Regions from separate parts of the Mus musculus genome. Here region 1 is linked to region 2. Evidence: chromatin loops called from intact Hi-C (ENCODE). Cell type or tissue: heart. All regions are shown on one strand. Links, peaks and the distances in the headings refer to the core of each region. The heading gives the core; the rest is flanking DNA. Region 1 holds the start of Gm34084 (predicted gene, 34084). Region 2 has its middle 16 kb from the start of Gm33958.

Evidence for each region. Hi-C counts contacts between places; a loop is a spot of excess contacts. Peaks named below come from ENCODE experiments on the same cell type or tissue, not always from the same donor. Only the 100,000 strongest peaks of a DNase experiment are listed, where the experiment ranks them.
Region 1: a loop joins it to region 2, with 2.2 times the contacts of the local background. A loop is called at or near these places in 2 of 42 quality-filtered maps.

Annotation. Positions count from the first base shown.
Region 1 is chr13:44,477,476-44,482,854 of GRCm38, reverse strand. It overlaps Gm34084 (predicted gene, 34084), which reads left to right and starts at 2,528. Exons shown (of 2, transcript NR_167749.1): 1 at 2,528-2,723. In heart, for the core only: no CTCF peak of the experiment used is centred there; a DNase peak (open chromatin) is centred at 2,554.
Region 2 is chr13:44,413,634-44,419,012 of GRCm38, reverse strand. No RefSeq gene overlaps it. Among named protein-coding and RNA genes, the nearest start is that of Gm33958, 16 kb to the right of the region's middle. In heart, for the core only: no CTCF peak of the experiment used is centred there; a DNase peak (open chromatin) is centred at 2,902; H3K27ac peaks cover 2,517 bases.

The DNA of each region.
Region 1 (5,379 bases), core at 100-5,099, 64 kb before region 2:
CTTCCTCTTCCGCATTCTCTCACACAGTCACAACGTGCCTTGTTGGCTCAGACTCAAAGCAACTGTTCTGCGTGACCACAAACTACAACCTTTAGGCCCATAAGTGCACAGCCCCCATTTTCCCCTCTGAAGTTGATTCTCCTGTTATTTTGTTATTATGATAAAGGTCTATCACCTCTGTAATAAGAAGGTCAGAGTACTTGTGGCAGGTGGTTCTGAAGTTAGCTATGTTAGTTGGTATAGATATTAGACAGCCTCTTTGATGTAAGTCTAGCTTCCTCGTAGGATACTGTTTAAATACATCATCTGAGCCCATCACTGATGCTGGGATGCTGCATGTTTAACAAGCCCTCAGGTGATGCTGATGCTGGATCCTGACCACGCACAGCACAGGGAGATATGACATTGGTGTTGTCTATCTTCCATGTGCCTGCAGCCTCCAAACTTCGCTTATCCCAGAGGGAGGCTCCGATTTTAGATCAGAGACCCCGTGGTCCTTGCCCTGATCCCTCATCTAGCCTTGTCAGGGGATGATTTCCATGCCCCAGGGAACACATGTCAGAGGAGGAAGGGATGAAACAGGGCCGTGCGAGGCAGAGAATTGAAAATGAGAGCAGCGGACAGGAGAGCTGTGGTCACAGGTGTGTGGTTGGTAGGTCTCCGCGGAGACACTGAGTACAATGGCCTTGATTCAGAATGTCTTAGGAACTTTAGAGGCTTTTTGAAATTTAGGATTCATGAACGCCAGACGGCTAACATGTGGGAAGAAACTGGAGGGAGGTCAAGGTTTGTCCTGGAGCAGACACAAAACACGGAAAGATTACCAGCAGGAAGGCCAAAACTAACATGCTGCTTATGTGTGTCTGTCTGTCTGTGTTCTAACTGGCCTTCACGCCTGCAAATGTATCCTTCCTCTATTTTCTTTGCCTTTGGATGCTTCTGTGTGAGGCTTGGATGTGAGTCCCTCCTTCTCCCAGATGCCCCCTTTGCCAAGTTGTCCTTGTGGCTCTAGGTTAAGCCACAGGCAATGTGTAATGGGTTTTTCTCCTCTGCTCTGGGCCCAACATAAGAAGGTACATGCCTCTCTGTCTCCGCCAGTGGCTCTCCTGATGGACTATTGCCTTCTGCCAGCCTTGCCTTCCGTGTGGAGGGACGAGGATCACTAGTGTGCCCAGCAGTGTTTGTGGCTGAAGGCGATGACAGTGATTTCATTGTGGCTACCTGACACCTGGGCTTGGCTTCTATGGTTGGTACTCTGTCTGCATCAAGGAGTCTTCAGGGATGCCGAACCGCAAAAGAGTTTTATGAACAAGAAGCTATACAGCTCTTTTAAAACATTTTTTCTTCTTTAAAAATTTCAATTCATTCCTTGAGAATTTCATAGGGTGTCGTTTGTATTTTGATCTTGTTCAGCCCAACTCCTCCTCCTCCTTTCTCCCTATTTACCCACTTCCCTACCCCTGCCCTCTTTGTATTCTCTCTCTGTCTCTGTCTCTCTGTCTCTCTCTTTCTGTCTCTCTGTCTCTCTCTGTCTCTGTCTCTCTCTGTCTCTCTGTCTCTGTCTCTTTTTCTATCTCTCTATCTCTCTGTCTCTCTGTCTCTCTTTGTCTCTCTCTGTCTTTGTCTCTGTCTCTCTCTTTGTCTCTGTCTCTCTGTCTCTCTCTGTCTCTCTGTCTCTCTCTGTCTCTCTGTCTCTCTCCTGTCTGCCTTTTTAAATGGAATAGCTCACTGCCTCCAATTTGTATGGTCCATGTACTTCTGGAGTATAGGCCAAGCCTTACCAGAAACTGTATTCTTAAAAAAAAAAAAAAGATGGACCCTCCATCCATCTGTTTACTCCGTACTCTGCACATACATACCTTCTGCACTCTTGACATCATGGCTAGGCACCCAAGAACACCTCCCCAACCTAGATGCTCTGCAAAAAGTTGTTATATTGTATTGTTTTGGGGACTGTGACAAGGAGAGATGTTTGTAAGTGTTTGTTACAGGTGCCTTTTTCCCAAATATTTTTCTATCAATGGTTGGTGGAAGCCGTGAATTTGGAGCCTGTGGCTATGGAGGGATATTCACACAGGGTAGGGGAATTCAGCATGCCTTTGGACCATACCAGTCTCACAAAGCCCATCTCTTTCATGTGTCTTTATCACATTCTGTGAAGTAATGGGCAGACTCACCACTTTCTGTATCTCACAGACCCCAGGAATACAACCAAAAGCCATTTAATATCTGTGTACATATCTGAGCACTCATTTTTAACACTCTCCAAGCATGGTGATGGATATTCACGTTTTCTTCACTTTGGAAATAATTCCACTATATTGAAAGGTCAACCTGGCCTGGCCTGAGGAGTGGTCTTTTTCTATCTAGCAATGGTGGCGGGGCTGAGTGGTCTGGTGTTGTAACATGTGGGCCTTTGGTACAGCAGTTAAAAAAAAAAGTCACCAGTGACTCCAGAGGGAGAAAAAGTGGGAGGAAGTTAATTTGGCTCTTAGGTCATAAATACACACAGCTTTTCAGCTTCCTTCCCTCTTCGGCTCTCAGCCAGCTTGCCTTCAAGATCCTCATCTAGACAAGGCTTAAATTTGGCTTAACTGTTGGCTCCAGCATTACCGTTTCACAAGGACGGAGGTGCAGCCTGTGTGGTGATCCTTGCCAGGCGAAGGCACCAGGAAGAATCCTTATCCAATGACGGGGACCCTAAAACTTGCCCGCACTCTTTTGTGAGTTGGGTTGGGTGGGGTGACTGCTGTCCTGCTGCAGAAGGTGTGGCTGTCTACTGTCTACCTTTTCTACCTCTGAAATTTCACTTTGATGGAGTTGCAGCGGCAGGTATAACTGGCGGCTGTTCCCATGGGACATTTCTGTAGCCATATTTGGATCATAGTTCTCCCTCGGTGCCTCTCAGACCCTTGCTTCATTTCAATTGACTAATTAAGCATTTGGAGATATTGTCTAGGTAGCCCAAGCTAGACTTCAACTCACTTAAGTAGCCCAGGCTAGCCTTGACCTGGCTGCATGTTTTTCTCGGACTCAGTTTCCAAGTGCCGGAACTATAGGCATGTACCACCATGCCTGGTCCAAATACTCATTTAAAATAAATGCTTGTTGATCTTTCTGGCCCCATGCAGGAAGACTGGAGATGTGGTGTGGGCCTGTGCATACTTGTGTCAGTTACTGAAATCTTTGGCCTCAGCCTTAAAAAGTACAACCCCATGTTGTGGAGTGGGGAAAGAATTTTTTTTAATCTCTCTGATTTTGCAGGCTAATTTTTGCTGAGCAACCTATATTCTTCAGCTCAAAAGCTGCTCAGTTTCCTGAGGGGCAGGGAAATAGGAGCATTTTATTTTTTCCCCCCAGCCATACCTCCGGGACCCTGTAGCCACCTCAGAATTCATGTTTCCCATGGGAGGCACCTTATTGATTCTCATTCCTAAAGCTACAGTTCCATAGTAATGTTACTTTAGACGGAGGGCGGAGTGATGGGATTCTCTCGGTAGTTATCCATGTGTGGACTTGAAAGAGTAGTAAACTCAGTGCTCCAAGGTATGCTAATCATAAAACAGATAGCGACATTCCTCCACCCACCCGCTTCCTGTGTTCAAGGAGTATTCATTCAAAGAAAGTCACCCTGACCCACCCTGACCATTGCTGGAACCCACTATGCAAAGGTGCTATTGCAAGGGGCTCTTAGATTGTTAGGGGCTCTTAGAAACTGTCTTGAGAGATAACCTGACACTTGTGACTTTGTACTTCCTTGTGACTCTTAACTGGTATTTTTGGTATTTTCCAACAACGCCCTTCCCACCTCCTTGAGTTGTGGTTCCTTCCTTTAAATACCCCCTTATCCAGCTACTGGGGGCGCCACGGTCCTCTACCCCTGCGTGGTGTATGACCATGGGCCCGAGAGCGCTCTTGAATAAAAATCCTCTTGCAATTTGCAGCAAGTCCGTTTCTCGTTGGTGGTTTTGGGGTGTCGCCTCTCCTGAGTCAGAACGTGGGCGAGTCCTCACGTTATGGGTCTTTCAGACTAATGTTGACGAGATTCCTAGTATGTGCCCTGTGCCCTGTACTGAGACCACAGACTCAAGGATGCTTCTGTGTGCGCATGTGTGACATTCAGGGACCTGCCAGGGAGACCGTCATTCCAACTGCGGATTGTCATGAAGTGTAGGAAGAGTGGTGGTTGTGTTTGCAATGGGAGCTATTTCTAGGTCTTGCCAGCCCGTGGGTACAGAAAAGGTCGAACACACCTTTAGAAATTAAACCTTACTGGCCTGTGTTGTCCTTCTTGCTGAGCCCCCAGGCAGCTATTTTCTAGAGTCCCTAGAGTTATGTGCCAGCTAGTTTTCTGTCAACTTGACACAAGCTAGAGTCACCTGAAAGGAGGGAAACTCAGTTGAGGAAATGCCTCCATAAGATACGGTTAGAGGGCATTTTTTTTTTACTTAGTGATTGATGGGTGAGGGCCCAGCCCACTGTACTTGCTGTTCTCCCTGGGCTGGTGGTCCTGGGTTCTCTAAGAAAGCAGACTGAGCAAGCTGTGATATGCAACCCAGTAAGCAGCACTCCTCCCTGTCCCCTGCATCAGCTCCCGCCTCTGGTTCCTGCCCTGCATGAGTTCCTGTCCTGACTTCCTTCAGTGGTGGACTATGATGTGCAAATGTAAGCCAAATAAACCCTCCCCCCCCCCCCGCCCCAAACTTACTTGATCACAGCATCAGAAACCCTAAGACAAGTCATTTGTGTGTGTACTTTAGTTTCTGGCCCTTATGCGGTGTTTTGCTCTGAGATCCACTCCGGAACAGCATTCTCTAGCATGGCCCTAAGTTTCTGCCACAGGCTTCTCCAGGCTGGTGTGTGTCTCTGCCCTCAATATGCCTGAGCCGGAGGCACTCTCTCTGTTTTGGATGTGAGAGAGGAGAGCAGCTCACCTTTCTGTGGGTCACCTGGGTACAATACCAAGACCATGTGCTATATAGTCTTGAGAAAACATCTTCCTCCTGGCTTCCGTCCACCGCTCTTCTTTCTGCATTCCCTGGGACGGGTCTCAGATCCAGCATCTCCCACAAACGCACTAAGCACTTGCTTGGTGACAGCACACTTGCTTGGTGACAGTGCACCTGCGAGTGACTTTGAGACTTCTCACAGTTTCTTGACCTCACATCTTGGGCGGATGCCTTCTCTGCCAGCCGAGGGTCAGCTTGTCAGACACGCTCAGCCATAGGGTTCTGTGTCCTTTCCTCCTGTTGGGGTCATTTTATTTCCGGCCTCCCTGACCTTACTTAAACAGTTACCATAGTTTCCTTGTGGTCCTGTTGTTTCTTGTCTGTTTCCCTTCACCCTGTACTTACAGTCACTTCAAAAAGCGACCATCCT
Region 2 (5,379 bases), core at 70-5,069:
TTCATCCTAAACCTCAGATCCTTCCCACACCCACATTCCTTTCAGTATCCGACACTTAGTGTGTTTAGTGTAGGAATGGAAACGAGACCATCTGGAATTTAGGTAGCTATAGTAATTTGCTAAGACACATCCCCACCGGAAATGAGTCACCAGGGGTAGACTTGGTCCACTTCCTGTCCTCTCATCTGACCAAGCTGCCTCACATCTCTGCCCCCATGGCTTCAAGACCATGATGGACTGTATCCTCTCGAACTGTGAGCCATTCCAGCTGTCCCCGCTTTCCTCTCTTTTTTCAAGTATAGCCCACATTGGTCTAGAACTCAAAACCCTCCAGCCTCACCCCTCCAACTATTGAGGTCCAGGCATGTGGCTTAACTCTGTCTTCTTCACAGAAATGGTGTATGCTTGTAGAATTTTCTTCTGAAGCTTAGGCTCTGTGGAGCCAACTGTCCCGTGGCCTTCTTGACTCCCAGAGGGTCACATGTCTGGGTTTAGAGGGATTAACTTTGAGTTTGCAGCAGAGAAGATGACTCCCCTGTGTTAAGCAGCAATGTGATGTAGCTTAAGTCCAGGCACTTTGCTAAGTCACCACAGGTCATGTCTATAGGGAGTCATTTTAACTATTCCAACTACTTGATCACATGAGACTCAGAGCCTAAGTTCCCTACTAAAAGGACTTGAACCCTTGTGCACTCTGGGTACATACATTCATGTCTTCTACCCCAAACAAACAAACACACACCCCAAAACAAAAACAAACAACAACAAAACCCAAAAAAACAAAAAACAAAACAAAACAAAACCAAACAAACAACAAAACCCAGAAAAACCTTCCATGCAGAAAACTGAACCAACTCACTCTCCCTTGATATGAGGCCCTTGTTCAGAAGTCAGTTCCCAGTCTCCTGGAGAGGTTTTCCAAAGGTTAGTGCTGTTTGGAATCTACATCTGTCCTAGAAGTAATTGAGAGCCATTGCTCCTGCATCAGAGGGACTGGCTTTGGTGGAACAGCTAAGCTGACGTCTGGAGAGTGGGGTCAAGGGCTTCTGGTCATATCCCTTCCAGGAACCATGCTGGGTCAGGTGGAGACACTGAAGAAACGAGCCTGAGCCGAGCAGAGCTATGGCGGCCGAATGTCTCTCTAGGTGATTCTATGGCCTGGTTCCTCCATCCTTTGGAGGCCTGAGCAGACTCCTCTCTTCAAGCCCCCTGCAGTTTCTTTGCCAGGACTTCCCCCAACCTGCTTTGTCAGAGAGACAAGCCCTCAATAGCCTGCTTATCTCAGAGTGTTATGTTAGCTTTAAAGTTTGACAGTTCCCTGAAAACAAGAACTTAATACTATTTAAAAGCACTTATCTCTGCTGGGTCAGGTTTGTGAATTAAATGTGTGTTGGGTTTTTTTCCTCATCCTTGCAAGAACTGCCTTCCTGTAAGTTGTAAGTAGTGACAGGGAGATTTCACAGGGAAAAGAATCACATTAAAAAGGAAAGTGGGCGGGGGTGGGGGAGAAAGAGATAGCTGGGGGAGAGAGACAGAGAGATAGAGAAAGAGATGAGAGAAGAGAGACAGGGAGGGGGGCTTGGGGAGCGAGGAGAAGGGGAGAGGAGGGAGAGCAAGTGGGGGGAGAGGAGAGGGGATGCGGAGTCTTTGTCACTGCCATGGTGCAAGTTTGTTTCCCTAGTGGGGGATTTTCCAGGGGCTCTTAGTGTTGTGGCTTTACGGGGTAAATTCGGTGGAAAGAGGCACACTTCCCGTGCAGAATGTCCTTTTAACTCTCTCTTCTGCTCCTCTGCGCTTTGCCTCTGAATACACAAGAATCTGTATTTGTGACTGCCAAGAGCTTTCTGCTGGGAGGGAGGATGCCTTGTAAATAAATCACTCGTTCACAGCCAGTTAACAGGGAGTGTCTTTCTCACCCGTAATTACGGTTTTGCTTTGAGTTAAGAAGGTTGTTTTTTGGGGGCAATAAATTCTGGTGTCAGTTATCCTTCACTCTCTCTGGAGTGAGCCCTCAGCTGGAAATTGGTGTTCTTAACAGTTGGACCTCTGGGGTCTGGGAGGCTGTACAGCAGAAAATCGACCCAGCGAGGGGGGTGGGGGGGGGGACAGGGGAAAAGGTCCAGGAGGGGAGAAAAGAGGAGGAAAGAGAGATAATAAAGAAGGGGGAAGATAGAGAAGAAAAGTTGATGCGATGACTTTCTAATTTTGGTAATAGGAAATGTGAAAGTTAGGAAAGAAACCTCGGTTCCTATCAACATATCTCATATTGTGGAATTTTGGTGGCGCATTACCCTGAGATGTTTGAAAACTTTCGAAACTGTGTTAGGCCCATGGTTAACTACTTACAGTGGTGTGTGTGTGTGTGTGTGTGTGTGTGTGTGTGTGTGTGTGTACCTATTCTAAAAAGCTTCCGCAACACGAACACACTTGCATTGTTGTGTCACATTGAGAAAACCTTCCAGCTAGAAAATTTCAAGTAGAGTAAGGAGTGAACTCTCCCATGCAGATTGTTGACAGAAAACCTTCCCAACATCAGCTTTAATATTTCTGGGTCAGGATATGATAAAAATAATCCTAACACTTTGAAAACATGATTTTTTTTTTGAGTCCTCTCCACGGTGGGTTCATAGCTTTAGTATTCTGACCCTTTGAGTAAATCTGTGATGATGAATGGCCTAGCAGCCTCTGCCAAGAGTAAAGTCATTTGGTCAGATTTTAGCAATCCCAAGCTGTTGCTAAAGCCCAGTTGGTAAAGCCTGCTGCCAGGGTCAAGGGCTTGTCTGCGTCGCAGGGTATAGCTCTGGTCTTGTGCTTCACGTGACAGGCGGGGTTATTTAAGGCAGGAGTATGTGGTACTAGTCCAGCTGTGTGCCTTTGTCCTGTTTCTGTTTTATGTATGGGCCAGGCATGTGGGATCTGGCTGTCTTGACCTATGATATTTCCATGTGATCCCAGCTTGGAAGTTGTCCGAGGGAGCAGGAGACCGGGGTGGAGGCAAGGGTGTGCTCTCAAACAAAACACATCCGGATTTGATTTCTGGCTCTGAAAATCTTTGCTGGGTCATCTTGGGCAAACTATTCTTTCGTTTCTATATGAAATGGGCATTGAGTGCCTACAAGAAGACACTGCCTTCTGACCTAGCCCACATTCTTAGCTTGGACAAACCTGAAAAGCTCTGCTTTGCAGATGACATCAGGACGAGGATTTGGTTTCTTCCCTGCTTTCTTTACTGCTACCCTGGTTCAGGTCACCAATAAATTCTCCGGGATTATCACATCAGTTTCTGAATCCAGCCTCTAACTCATCAGGCAGGGTGAATCTCTAAAGATATGTGCTGAAAACTCACAGTCCATCCTGCTCATTCAGCATAAAACTGAAAAGCAAGCCGGGCGTGGTGGCTCACGCCTTTAATCCCAGCACTGGGGAGGCAGAGGCAGGCGGATTTCTGGGTTCCAGGCCAGCCTGGTCTACAAAGTGAGTTCCAGGACAGCCAGGGCTACACAGAGAAATTCTATCTCGAAAAACAAAAACAAAAACAAAAAAACTGAAATGCTTACCATGCCCTCGGAATTCCCATGTGTGGCGGCAGATGTTTGCAAATCTAACCGGGAAGTAGAGGCCAGAAGAGGGGAGGATTGAAAATTCAAGGCCAACTTCAGCTACATTAGAACCCTGCCTCAAGAAGAGGAAGTAAAAAAAAAAAATTAAATTTTGTTCCTTTAATTTTGTTCCTTCTTAATTCTCTGACCTGGTCTGTATAGGCTATGCTGCTGACAAGGCGATTTGAACCTCTTGTTATTCCTAGAACATAAGAATGCTTCTGCCTCAGGGGACTGTGCTTGCCTCCAAGCCCATTCCCTTTCCCATCCCCAGACCCACACTTCATATTTCTCAGCAGCCTACACTCTACACTACAGGGTGGTTGGGTTGTCTCTGGTCTGCCTTGGGATGCAGGTTGGATAAGAGCAGGGAGTGTGTGCTTCTTGCTGATTTCTGTATCTGTAGCACTTGGAAAAGTGTCTGGTGGATTAGCAGAAAACCAGAAACGACAATGACTGTTAGAAAACATGTATTTCCGTCTCATGGGGTGAAGTCTGGGGGCAGACGCCCCAAGGCTAAAGTGGGCATCTATAAAAATGAAGGACCAGTCTCTTTCTGCTTGGCTGTTTCCTCTTCCTTCCACTGTCTCACATGCTTCTTCTTGTGCCTCTATAGGCTTGGAGGGGCAGAACCATCTGCCTCCATTTAGCCATCAAGAAGAAGCAAGAGGGATGGCATGTGCTCTGCCTGTGTCTAGAACATGCCGACTCTACTTGCACCCTATTGACAGTCATCATCGTGGGTTGTCAGTAACTGAAAGAGGGTGGGTGATGGCCAGATGGGAGAGGATCCCATTGGTCAGGAAGAGACTGGATCCTGACGAGCAGCAGTACAGATGGCGTGCAGACTGATACTCTAATCATGTACGAAATAAGAATAAGAGTCTGTGAGCCTATAATCCCAGCTACGTAGGAGGCTGAGGCAGGAGGAGTCCAAATTCAAGGTCTTCCTGGGCTATAGAGTAAGTTCAAGGCCAGCCTGGGAAATTTAGTTAAGATGCTGTTTCAAATAAACAGAAGGAGGGAAAGAAGCAAAGGAGGACTGACTTAGTGGTGGAGTGCTCACTTAGCGTGAATGAGACTCTAGGTTCCATCTCTAGTACCACGGACGGGATAGAAAGAATACAAGTTTGGACACATTATTAATTAAAGAGTAGTAACAGCATGCAATCCCGTCACCTGGAGGGCTGAGGCAGGGGAATTCTAAGTTTGAAGCCAGTCTGGGCTACATAGTGAGTTTGAGACTAGCTTAGGCTACAAAACAGACCCTGACTCAATGAAATCAGAATAACTAAGTAGATATATAAGCAAGTAAGTAAATAAATGGACATAATGACACACACAGGCTTGTAGTCATGGAACTTGAGAAGTAGATGAGGGGGGTGGGGAGAGTCAAGGGTTCAAGGTCAAGGCTAGCCTGGGCTTACATGAGAGAGAGAGAGAGAGAGAGAGAGAGAGAGAGAGAGAATTTGCTTTTGATGTTTATTTTTCTATCAGTAAATTACAGCTGTGTTTTGTTTCAATCATAGTGTTCAGTATGATGTTATTGCATATTTAAATTTAGATATTTTAACAAAGTGCCCTACTTTTATGAAAAAGGAAAATTCTGCTTATAACGATACCAAAGTTAAAAAAAAAAGAAAAAAGAAAAAAAAAAGAAAAGGCATCTCTGGCATAAACCATCCTGCCCCAGTTTTATCTCAAACCCCATTAATAACTCTGAGGGAAGCAACAAGCCAGGTCAGAACTAAATCTGCCCATGTCAACCTGGGAAATGAAA